Regions from separate parts of the Homo sapiens genome. Here region 2 is linked to region 1. The links are chromatin contacts, found by Hi-C or POLR2A ChIA-PET in ENCODE. All regions are on one chromosome and are shown on one strand. Each heading gives the region's core, a stretch centred on a gene start or an enhancer-like site at or near the end of the contact. The rest is flanking DNA. Distances are from core to core; before and after follow the strand shown.

Region 1 (5,348 bases), core at 1,595-4,094:
ATTCCCCAGGGCAGCTGGGGCTCACTTCGAGTCCTGCCTCACGCACCTGCACGTGACTATAACCTTGACACTCATCAGACCTCTGCAAAACAATCCTCGTCCACTGCCCTGACAGGAAGCCTGGGCAAGATGCCAAGTCATATTTAATGCGTTTATGAGAAACCAAGACATGGCTATTTATAGCCCTTTGATTCATCTGCCAAGTGAGAACCGGGTACATGCAATGACATCTTACGAGTGGAAAGTAGGCAATGCCGTCTGCCCCTTACCATAGACAACAGGCACACCTTGCTGCGTGGGCTCAACAGGTTCTCACGCCAACCTGTGGAAATGCCACGGACAATGGTCCCCATTCTGCAGTGCAGAAACTGAGGCTTGGGAAGGGACAGTCACTTGCTTCATGGACAAAGTGTGGCAGGGCTGGGGATGGAATCCAGGCGGACTCTTAACTCACCCTGCAAGCTGTCTCGGCTACACGGTCCACACCCCACTGTCAACTCCTTTAAAGACAAAATTCTTGGCCGGGCGCGGTAATCCCAGCACTTTGGGAGGCCAAAGTGAGTGGATCATGAGGTCAGGAGTTTGAGACCAGCCTGGCCAATATGTTGAAACCCCGTCTCTACTAAAAATACAAAAATTAGCTGGGCATGGTGGCGTGTACCTATAATCCCAGCTACTCAGGAGGCTGAGGCAGAAGAATCACTTGAACCCAGGAGGTGGGGTTGCAGTGAGCCGAGATCATGCCACTGCACTCCTGCCTGGGTGACAGAGCAAGACTCCGTCTCAAAACAAAACAAAACAAAACAACTGTTTTCTGAATAGTTCATGGGACTCTTTGGAAACATTCTGCTTGTTTCCTGCCTTCTTTTTTCAGCCCTATCTCTTCTTTCTGGCCCTCTTCCTTCTTCTTTGATATTAAAATACTTTTCTTTTTTTTTTCTTTTGAGATGGAGTCTTGCTGTGTTGCCCAGGCTGGAGTGCAGTGGTGCGACCTTGGCTCACTGCAACCTCCACCTCCTGGGTTCAAGTGATTCTCCTGTCTCAGCCTCCCCAGTAGCTGGGATTACAGGTGTGCATTACGATGCCCAGCTAGTTTTTGCATTTTTTTTTTTGAGACAGAGTCTTGCTCTGTTGCCCAGGCTGGAGTGCAGTGGTGTGATCTTGGCTCACTGCAAGCTCCTCTTCCCGGGTTCACGCTATTCTCCTGCCTCAGCCTCCCGAGGAGCTGGGACTACAGGTGCATGCCACCACGCCCGGCTAACTTTTTTCGTATTTTTTTTTCAGTAGAGGTGGAGTTTCATTGTGTTAGCCAGGATGGTCTCGATCTCCTGACCTCGTGATCCGCCTGCCTCGGCCTCCCAAAGTGCTGGGATTATAGGCGTGAGACACCGTGCCCGGCCTAGTTTTTGTATTTTTAGTAGAGATGGGGTTTTGCCATGTTGGCCAGGCTGGTCTTGAACTCCTGACCTCAAGTGATATGCCCACCTCAGTCTTCCCAAGTACTGAGATTACAGGTGTGAGCCCCCAGGCCCGGCCTAAAATGCTTTATTTCTTGTCTCTCCTTTCTTCATTCCTTTCCCCCTTCCTTTCCTCTTTTTCCTTTATTTCTTCATCTCTTTTATTCAAGGCAATAAACATGATATTAGCAATTGCTGATGTTAGAATGGGCTCACAAGTATCCCAAGTCTTCCTCGCCCAGCCTCTGTTGATTCTCAAGTACATACCACGATTCCCCCCATTTCACGGACATGGTGGGAATGCCAGGGCGGCTCCTCCCAGCTGAGTCCCCAGTGCATTTGGTTTGCTCCTGTCACTGACACCCGTGGTGTTGTGGCCACTGAGGCTGAAATCCAAAAGAGGGCACCAGAAATGCATCGAGAAAGTGCCCACCCTTGAGGAAATCTGATGTTCGATTTGTCCTTACTCTGCAGTGATCTTTTTTGGTGGGAGGTTCCTGGAGGTGTCCCCATTGCCTTTCATGGGGTCTCCTCTCTGTGCCTAAGTTTCCCCCTATGTAAAATGGGGTTAGCACTGGTACCTACCTCATTCTTATTGTTGGGAGGATTAAACTGTAAGGAGTGCTTAGAACAGTGCTTTGGCAGCATGTGCGTCACAAATGTTTCCTGTTGTTGGTGGCGCTGTTGTTATTAGACCCTGGCTTTGGAAGCTGGGTCAGACACCTAGCAAAACCCTCTGCCTGGGTGTGCCCACGGGGACTGTTCTGGGCCGCAAGCTTCCAAGCTGAAGCCTGCCCTGCAGGCAGGATGTCCGGCCTCCAACCGCAGCCTCCAAATCTTGATCAACAACTCTGATTTTATTGCCTCTCTGCCCAGATATCATCAGTGGGGGCATGGACGCTTACATGAATGCTTGGGGTCTCATAAGGGGCACTCTGCAGATTCCAAGATTCACAGCTTCTGGCCTCATGTCCTGACTGCCCCCCACTCCCAGCCCCTGGTATGCTGGTGTTGCCACAGTGTCCAGCCACCTATCTCTCCTCCACCACCTCTTCCTTCCTCCAGAGGCAAGCAGTAGTCACATTTCTGTTGTCATGTGTCTCTCACAATTTCCACATTTTTTTTTTTTTTTCAGAGACAGGGTCTTGTTCTGTTGCCCAGGCTGGAGTGCAGTTGTGCAATCATAGCTCACTGAAGCCTTGAACTCCTGGGCTCAAACAATCCTCCCACCTCAGCCTCCTGAGTAGCTAGGACTACAGGCATGCACCACCATGCCCTGCTAATTTTTAATTTTATTTATTTATTTATTTTTTCATTGAGACAGAGTTTCGCTCTTGTCGTCCAGGCTGGAGTGCACTGGCGCGATCTCGGCTCACTGCAATCTCTGTCTCCCATGGTTCAAGCGATTCTCCTGTCTCAGCTTCCTGAGTAACTGGGATTACAGGTACCTGCCACCATGCCTGGTTAATTTTTGTATTTTTAATAAAGACAGGATTTCACCACGTTGTCCAGGCTGGTCTCGAACTCCTGACCTCAGGTGATCCACCTGCCTCAGCCTCCCAAAGTGCTGGGATTACAGGCATGAGCCACCGTGCCCACCTAATTTTTAATTTTTTTTTTTTTGTAGAGACAGGGTCTCACTATGTGGCCCAGGCTGGTCTCAAACTCCTAACCTCAAGTGATCCTCCCACGTTGGCCTCCCACATGGTGGGATTACAGGCGTGGGCCACCACGCCCAGCTGCCTCTGCATGTCTTAAGGAGATGTTTATGCCACTGATTTGTGATTGTCAACGTTACCACAGAGCCCTTCTCTGTTGACTTCCTGCCCTGGAAGGGGAGGAGTGGATTCAGACCACTCCCCTTCTGATGTAATGATGCCACGCAACCTCCCTGGTCTCAGGGTCCACATCTGTGAATGAGAATAACAGTATCTATCTCAGAAGGTTGTAGTGAGGAGTGAACAAATTCATTCACACGAAGCACTGAGAACGGGCTTTGCCCACAGTACAGGCAGTGTGTGAACTCTCACTGTTGTTCATAACTATGATCATCATCACTTTTATTTTATTTTATTTTATTTTATTTTATTTTTTGACACGGAGTCTCACTCTGTCACCCGGGCTGGAGTGCAGTGATATGATCTCAGATCACTGCAACCTCTGCCTCCCGGGTTCAAGTGATTCTCCTGAGTAGCTGGGATTACAAGCATGCGCTGTCACGCCTGGCTAATTTTTGTATTTTTGGTAGAGATGGTGTTTCACCATGTTGGCCAGGCTGGTCTCAAACTCCTGACCTCAGGTGATCGATCCACCTGCCTCAGCTTCCCAAAGTGCTGGGATTACAGGCGTGAGCCACCGCACCTGGCCCCATCATCTAGATTCTACAATTGTTAACATTTTTCTGTATTTACTTTATTACATATCTATCAGTCCATTCCTCTATCAAGTCATCTGATTTTTTAAAAATGTATTTTTAAAGAAGGTTAAAGAATTTTAAAGCAGACATCAGTACTCTTTACCCTTAAACATTTCAGGATTCATATCACCAACTGGAGTTCAATGTTTGCAGTTATCTTTGAGATTTTATAAATTTGCATGCAATGAAATGCACACATATGAAACATCCATTTGCTGAATTTCTTAGTATTGTCATTATTATTTAGAGATGCGCTCCCACTCTGTACCCCAGACTGGAGTGCAGTGGTGTGATCATAGTTTACTGCAGCCTTGACCTCCTGGGCTCAAGCGATCCTTCTGCCTCAGCCTTGAAAGTAACTGGTACTACAGAAATATGCCACCACGCCTGGCTAATTTTTTTTTTTTTTCTCCACAGGGTGAGTTCTATGCCTGGGGAATTAAAACAATTTTTTTTTTAAAAGAGATAAGGTCTTTCTGTGTTGCACAGACTGGTCTTGACCTCCTGGCCTCAAGTGATCCCCATGCATCAGCCTCCTCAGTAGCTGAGATTACAGGCATGAGCCACTGTTCCCATCTCCATTTGCTGAGTTTTGACCAATGAATGCACTTATGTAATAAGTATACGCTTCTGCTTTAGACTACAAGCCCCTGTTAAGATAAAGAACATCTCCGTGACCCCTGCAAAATCCCCTTATGCCCCTTCCCAGATAATCCCCACCTCCACTCCATCCCCAAAGGCAATCATGGTTTTGATATTTTTATACCTTTACTTTAAATTTTCAGGATGGATGACAGGTGTGTGCTGGGAGGGACCTTAGTTAAATTTTGTGATTGGCGGCTAGAATTGAAAAAAAACAAAAACAAAAACAAAAAAACAAAAAAATACCTCATTGCGGCCAGGCGTGGTGGCTCATGCCTGTAATCCCAGCACTTTGGGAGGCCAAGGTGGGCGGATAGCTTGAGGTCAGGAGTTTGAGACCAGCCTGGCCAACATAGTGAAACCCCATCTCTACTAAAAATACAAAACTTAGCCCAATGTGGTAGTGGGCACCTGTAATCTTAACTACCTGGGAGGCTGAGGCAGGAGAATTGCTGGAACCAGGAGGTTGTAGTGAGCTGAGATGGCACCACTTTACTCCAGCCTGGGCAACAGAGCAAGACTCCATCTTAAAAAAAAAAAAGAAAACCTCGTTGCTCCCTCCTGTGGAATATGGATACCTAATTAACATGATCACATACAGCAATGACTGGCTTGGAGGGGAGGAGGCATCCTCAGTGCTGAAAGGTGGGACAATGTCCACTGAGGGCTCTGGTCCTAGCACTGAATGAGCCAGGCTCTTTCAATTCCTGGATAAGCACTTGTTCACCCATTGTATGTGGACCACTTACCCTGGCTGCCTCATGTAGGATGCTGTTGGCTGCAAGTAAGAGAAGAATAAATTCCAAACATCTTAAAACAATAAGGATGCCAGG
Region 2 (5,348 bases), core at 1,467-3,966, 530 kb before region 1:
GGACCGGTGCTCCCGGCTTCACAACAAGCCGACATTCAGCCAGGTGAGACCCGGCACGGAGCCTCGGGGGTTAACGGCTCCCTGGCCCTTCCCCTTCTGGGGCCGTCGTCACCATGTCCCGCCTATTCCGGGTTCCTGAGTCCCTCCCCACCGCCCGGCTTTTTTTCTCATTGGACCTTTCTGCAGGCTCCTCCCACCGGTCTTCGTGCCGTTTTCCCGGGAACTTGGTCGCGCCCCCATGCGTACAGGCTACACACGGCGGCTGTTCATCTTTGCCAGTCCCTTCCATCCCGCTGTTCATCCTTGCCAGTCCCCTCCATCCCTTTTCTGGTTTCTTAGGGGCAAAGGATCGCCGATGCACTCATGATGCTTAGGCTGGGGTGTAAGGTTCCACCCCCAACCTTCATGCCTCACTCTCTGTTCATGCAGCCCTGCCCTCTGAGCTCAGGCCCCGCCCCTTTTAAATTCTGTGCAGACCATAGTGCTGCTCAACCTGTACCGGAATCCACAGAACACAGCCCAAACTGCAGACGGATCACACTGTGAGTAAGGGACCAGGCCTGGGGGCAAGGTGAACAGCCCCCAGTAGGCTACACTCTGATTCCACCCTGCCCGCCCCCACCCCAGGTCATGTGAGTGACGTGGAGGTGCAGGAGCACTATGATAGCTTCTTCGAGGTGAGGGTTGGTAGGGGCAGATGGGGTTTCTTGTGGGAGCTCAGCTGAGTTCCTCCCCGTCTTCCACAGGAGGTGTTCACAGAACTGCAGGAGAAGTATGGGGAGATTGAAGAGATGAATGTGTGCGACAACCTTGGGGACCACCTCGTGGGCAACGTCTATGTCAAGGTGCTTGCTGCCCCCCACTTAGGGCCCAGAAGTGGAGGCGTTTCAATGCCTGATGGTGGCCACTGTAGGCTCTCAGCTTGAATTTCATCACTAAATCCAGTCCAGCCCCAGAGCGGGTAGTGAGTCCCCTGAAGATCTCTGAGTTCTCCTGCTGACCCTGACTGACATTTCCTGCAGTTCCGGAGGGAGGAGGATGGAGAGCGGGCCGTGGCTGAACTCAGTAACCGCTGGTTCAACGGGCAGGCTGTGCACGGTGAGCTGTCTCCTGTCACTGACTTCCGGGAGTCATGCTGTCGCCAGTATGAGATGGGGTATGGTAGTTCAAGGGTGGGATGGGCACTTGGAATCCCAGACTTTGAATGCGTGGTAGGGGCTGTCAGTGACAATGGCTTCCTCCATCTCTCTACCCTCTATGCAGGGAATGTACCCGAGGTGGCTTCTGCAACTTCATGCATCTGCGGCCCATTTCCCAGAACCTCCAGAGGCAGCTCTATGGGCGGGGACCCAGGCGCAGGTACCTCAGGACCAGCCTGCTATGTCTCCTCATGTCCTAAGGCCCCTATATCCTCAGATGAGCCTAACCCTAAGCCCCAGTAACCACGTTCCCAAGAATCTTTTTTTTTTTTTTTTTTTTTTGAGATGGAGCCTCACTCTGTTGCCCAGGCTGGAGTGCATTGGCACCATCTTGGTTCATGGCAACTTCCGCCTCCCGGGTTCAAGCAATTCTCTGCCTCAGCCTCCCAAATAGCTGGGATTACAGGCACCTGCCACCATGCCCGGCTAATTTTTGTGTTTTTAGTAGAGATGGGGTTTCACCATCTTGGCCAGGCTGGTCTGAACTCCTAACCTCGTGATCCACCTGCCTCACCCTCCCAAAGTGCTGGGATTACAGGCGTGAGCCACCACTCCCGGCTGACTGTTTTTTTTTTTTTTTTTTTTTTTTTTTTTTGAGACGGAGTTTTGCTCTTCTTCCGCAGGCTGGAGTGCAAAGGCGCAGTCTTGGCTCAGTGCAACCTCTGCCTCCCAGGTTCAAGCAATTCTCCTTTCTCAGCCTCCCAAGTAGCTGGGATTATAGGCACCTGCCACCATGCCTGGCTAATTTTTGTATTTTTAGTAGAGATGGGGTTTCACCACGTTGGCCAGCCTGGTCTCGAACTCCGGACCTCAGGTAATCCACCCATCTCGGCCTCCCAAAGTGTGGGGATTACAGGCGTGAACCACTGCGCCCGGTCATTCCCAAGACTCTTATACCCTAAGAGTAGTTCTGAGCTCCATCTGGAGACCAGTACCTAAGTCCCAATCCCCAAACCAGCCTGAACCCCTAATCCACGACCAGCCTGGATTGCCACCCCTGATACTGGCCACTGAGTTCCCCTGATACTGGCCACTGAGGTCGTGTCTTAGAACTCTAGTTATTTCAGCACCCTCCTGCCTCATCCCAGAGCAGAGAGGCAGGCCTGCAGGATCTCTGCACCACTCCTCAGGGTTCTAACAGAACTCTCAACGCTCCTATTCCCAGGTCACCCCCGAGGTTCCATACTGGCCACCATCCCCGAGAGAGGAACCATCGGTGTTCCCCTGATCACTGGCATGGCCGCTTCTGAGGCCCTGGCCCCCTTACCCTTCACCCCCAACAGGGACAGATGTTCCTGGCAGGACCTCTCCTCAAAGCCCCCTTCACTCTCCTGCCCCATCCTTCCCAGGCTCCCGGGCTCCATAATGTAATCTGTTCAGCATGGAGACCTTCTTCTACCGCCCCTGTCTTAATAAAGCTGCGTGTTTCACTTCGGCATCAACTTGCTTTTGCTGTGGTTTGGCATTTCCCTCCACCCACACATGTGACGAAAAGGGGAAACAAGACTGGGTCCTGGCCACAACTTCAGCTGAGGAACTTGGCACGGCCAGCTTGGGACCCAGGACCCTAACGGTACTGGTAGGGTGGGGACACCTTTGTGCTGAAAACCTTAGCACCTCCATCTGAGGCTTATTCAAGGGGGAGAGACCTGGTTGTGGCAGGTGGGAGGAGCCCTAGCCCCAAGGAGATTAGGATTCAAAGGTGAGGTGAGGTGCTGGGAGGTGGTCTCCAGCCAGTATGGGGCTGACTCCTCCGTGCCTGCCGAATTGTGATGGGAGTTAGTAATGCCTTACACTTAAACACTGAGTTTACTGTATGTGAGGTGCTGTTTTCAGCACTTTAGTTTGTTTTTGTTTTTTTTAAGGAGTTTCATTCCTGTTGCCCAGGCTGGAGTGCAATGGCACGATCTCAGCTCACTGCAGCCTCCACTTCCCAGGTTCAAGCAATTCTGCCTCAGCCTCCCAAGTAGCTGGGATTTACAGGCATGCGCTACCACGCCCGGCTAATTTTGTATTTTTAATAGAGACAGGGTTTCACCATGTAGGCCAGGCTGGTTTTGAACTACTGACCTCAGGTGATCCACCCACCTGGGCCTCCCAAAGTGTTGGGATTACAGGCATGAGCCACTGCGCCCGGCGGCCAGTTTTTTTTGTTTTTAGAGATGAGGTCTTGCTGTGTTGCCCAGGCTGGTCTGTAATTCATGGCTCAAGCAATCCTCCTACCTTGGCCTCCCTAGTAGCAGGGACTACAGACGTGAGCCACTGCACTTGGCAAAGTGCTTTGCTGTTTTTTTTTTTTTTTTTTTTTTTTGTAAAGATGGGGTTTCATTTTGTTGTCCAGGCTGATCTCTCGAACTCCTGGGCTCAAGTGATCCTCCTGTCTTGGCCTCCCAAAGTGTTGGGATTACAGGCATGAGCCACCACACCCAGCCCCTGCTTTACTTCTAATGACGGTTCTAATTCTCCACAATAACCCTATGAGACAGGTGCTATCATTGTCTTATTTTAGGGATGGAAAAGGGAGGGTGGGTGGGTGAGGACACGGCAGAGGTGGGATATGCATTCTTGCAATCTAGATCCGCAGCCCTGTTAGTCCCCTAGTGGCCTTGTGGGCTTCTCTGATAACCGGCTCAGTTGGGGGATGAGGGCTCGGGGGTAGATTCCCGGCTTCCGAAGAGGCGTGAGAATTCTGTTCCCCCACATCACCGCGTCCTTTCTTCTGCCCGATTTCCCCGGAAAGTGTAGCAGAGGCGCTGTGTTTGGAAGTCCCGCTATCACGGCCCCCCAGATGGGGCCTGGACGATGCCTCCTGACGGCCTTGTTGCTTCTGGCCCTGGCGCCACCGCCGGAAGCCTCCCAGTACTGCGGCCGCCTTGAATACTGGAACCCAGACAACAAGTGCTGCAGCAGCTGCCTGCAACGCTTCGGGCCGCCCCCCTGCCCGGGTGAGAATCCGAGACCGAGCCTTGCTTGGGCGGAGCTTGCAGGTGATAGGGAGCGGGGAAGGGGCGAGGTCTGTGGGCTACGGGCCAGAGAGGCTTGCTTAGGGGTCTAAGCGGTGGGCCTTATGCAGATCAGACAGGGATGGCAGGCAGAGCCTGTGCAGATAGTGCGGGCTACCGTAGGGCAACAGCGAATGGATATGGCTGGAGAGGCGGGATAGGGGCCGCGTGGAAAGGGTGGGCTTTATGTAGAGAAGCCGGGAGTGGGCGGAGCTTCGTGCGGAGCAGGCTGGAGGGGGGTGAAAAGGCGAGCCCGGAGAAAAGTGACAAGACCGGGGCGCACGCTAATAGGCTGGAAGCGTCCTGGAGGGGCGGGGCACGCTGGGATAGGGCGAAGGGAGAGGGCGTTGCCCGCGCAGGGGCGGGCTAGGCGGCCGCACTGGAGCGCAGCTTTCCCGCTAGACTATGAGTTCCGGGAAAACTGCGGACTCAATGACCACGGCGATTTCGTAACGCCCCCGTTCCGAAAGTGTTCTTCTGGGCAGTGCAACCCCGACGGCGCGGAGCTATGTAGCCCCTGCGGCGGCGGAGCCGTGACCCCTACTCCCGCCGCGGGCGGGGGCAGAACCCCGTGGCGCTGCAGAGAGGTGCAGATGGGACTCCCGGCAGGGCAAGGGCGTGCTGGAGGTGGGGGGCCTAGATGTAGGGAGCCGGCGTAGCCCCACGTAAGGGGTGGGGCCGTGGTTTCAGGAGGTGGCTGGCCTGCAGGGGTCGGGAGGTCCTAGGTTAAGGTAGTTGGGCCTTGCGGGGCCCAACTACCTTATCAGATACCGTATCAGATGGGATGTGGCCCCATTAAAGGATATAAAGTTGGGAGGTTTGGGAGCGGGCAGGAGTGGAGTGTGGCCTCCAGCTTTACTCCAACCCCTTATCCCCAGAGGCCGGTCCCTGCCAAGGGGCACTGCCCCCTCACACCTGGAAACCCAGGCGCCCCTAGCTCCCAGGAGCGCAGCTCACCAGCAAGTTCCATTGCCTGGAGGACCCCTGAGCCTGTCCCTCAGCAGGCCTGGCCGAATTTCCTTCCGCTCGTGGTGCTGGTCCTGCTCCTGACCTTGGCGGTGATAGCGATCCTCCTGTTTATTCTGCTCTGGCATCTCTGCTGGCCCAAGGAGAAAGCCGACCCCTATCCCTATCCTGGCTTGGTCTG

Evidence for each region. Hi-C counts contacts between places; a loop is a spot of excess contacts on that map. ChIA-PET counts read pairs that join two places held with the same protein, here RNA polymerase II (POLR2A). Pooled maps may share reads with other maps.
Region 2: a map of naive thymus-derived CD4-positive, alpha-beta T cell shows a loop between it and region 1 (11-fold over the local background). The contact joins the promoter of IGFLR1 here to the enhancer-like site in region 1. A Hi-C loop is called at or near these places in 1 of 168 maps with a recorded cell type or tissue (naive thymus-derived CD4-positive, alpha-beta T cell) and 8 of 50 pooled maps. POLR2A ChIA-PET finds 5 or more read pairs at or near these places in 2 of 52 experiments (CD8-positive, alpha-beta memory T cell and GM10248).

The regions. Positions count from the first base shown.
Region 1 is chr19:35,208,892-35,214,239 of GRCh38, reverse strand. The region is part of intron 2 of LOC105372379 (a long non-coding RNA gene); the gene reads right to left. Among named protein-coding and RNA genes, the nearest start is that of FAM187B, 17 kb to the left of the region's middle. RefSeq lists enhancers at 214-263, 304-503, 1,752-2,563. Within about 2 kb of position 2,844, at least 20 of the 41 ENCODE cell types and tissues checked have a DNase peak (open chromatin) inside an H3K27ac peak, as active enhancers do.
Region 2 is chr19:35,739,820-35,745,167 of GRCh38, reverse strand. IGFLR1 (IGF like family receptor 1) reads left to right here and starts at 2,716. Exons shown (of 5, transcript NM_024660.4): 1 at 2,716-2,772; 2 at 3,945-4,144; 3 at 4,604-4,788; 4 at 5,080-5,348. The coding sequence starts at 3,988. It overlaps U2AF1L4 (U2 small nuclear RNA auxiliary factor 1 like 4), which reads left to right. Exons shown (of 6, transcript NM_001040425.3): 2 at 1-43; 3 at 747-845; 4 at 1,023-1,156; 5 at 1,264-1,359; 6 at 2,365-2,641. The coding sequence ends at 2,449. RefSeq lists silencers at 1,038-1,198, 4,501-4,630 and enhancers at 2,534-2,963, 4,311-4,420, 4,768-5,348.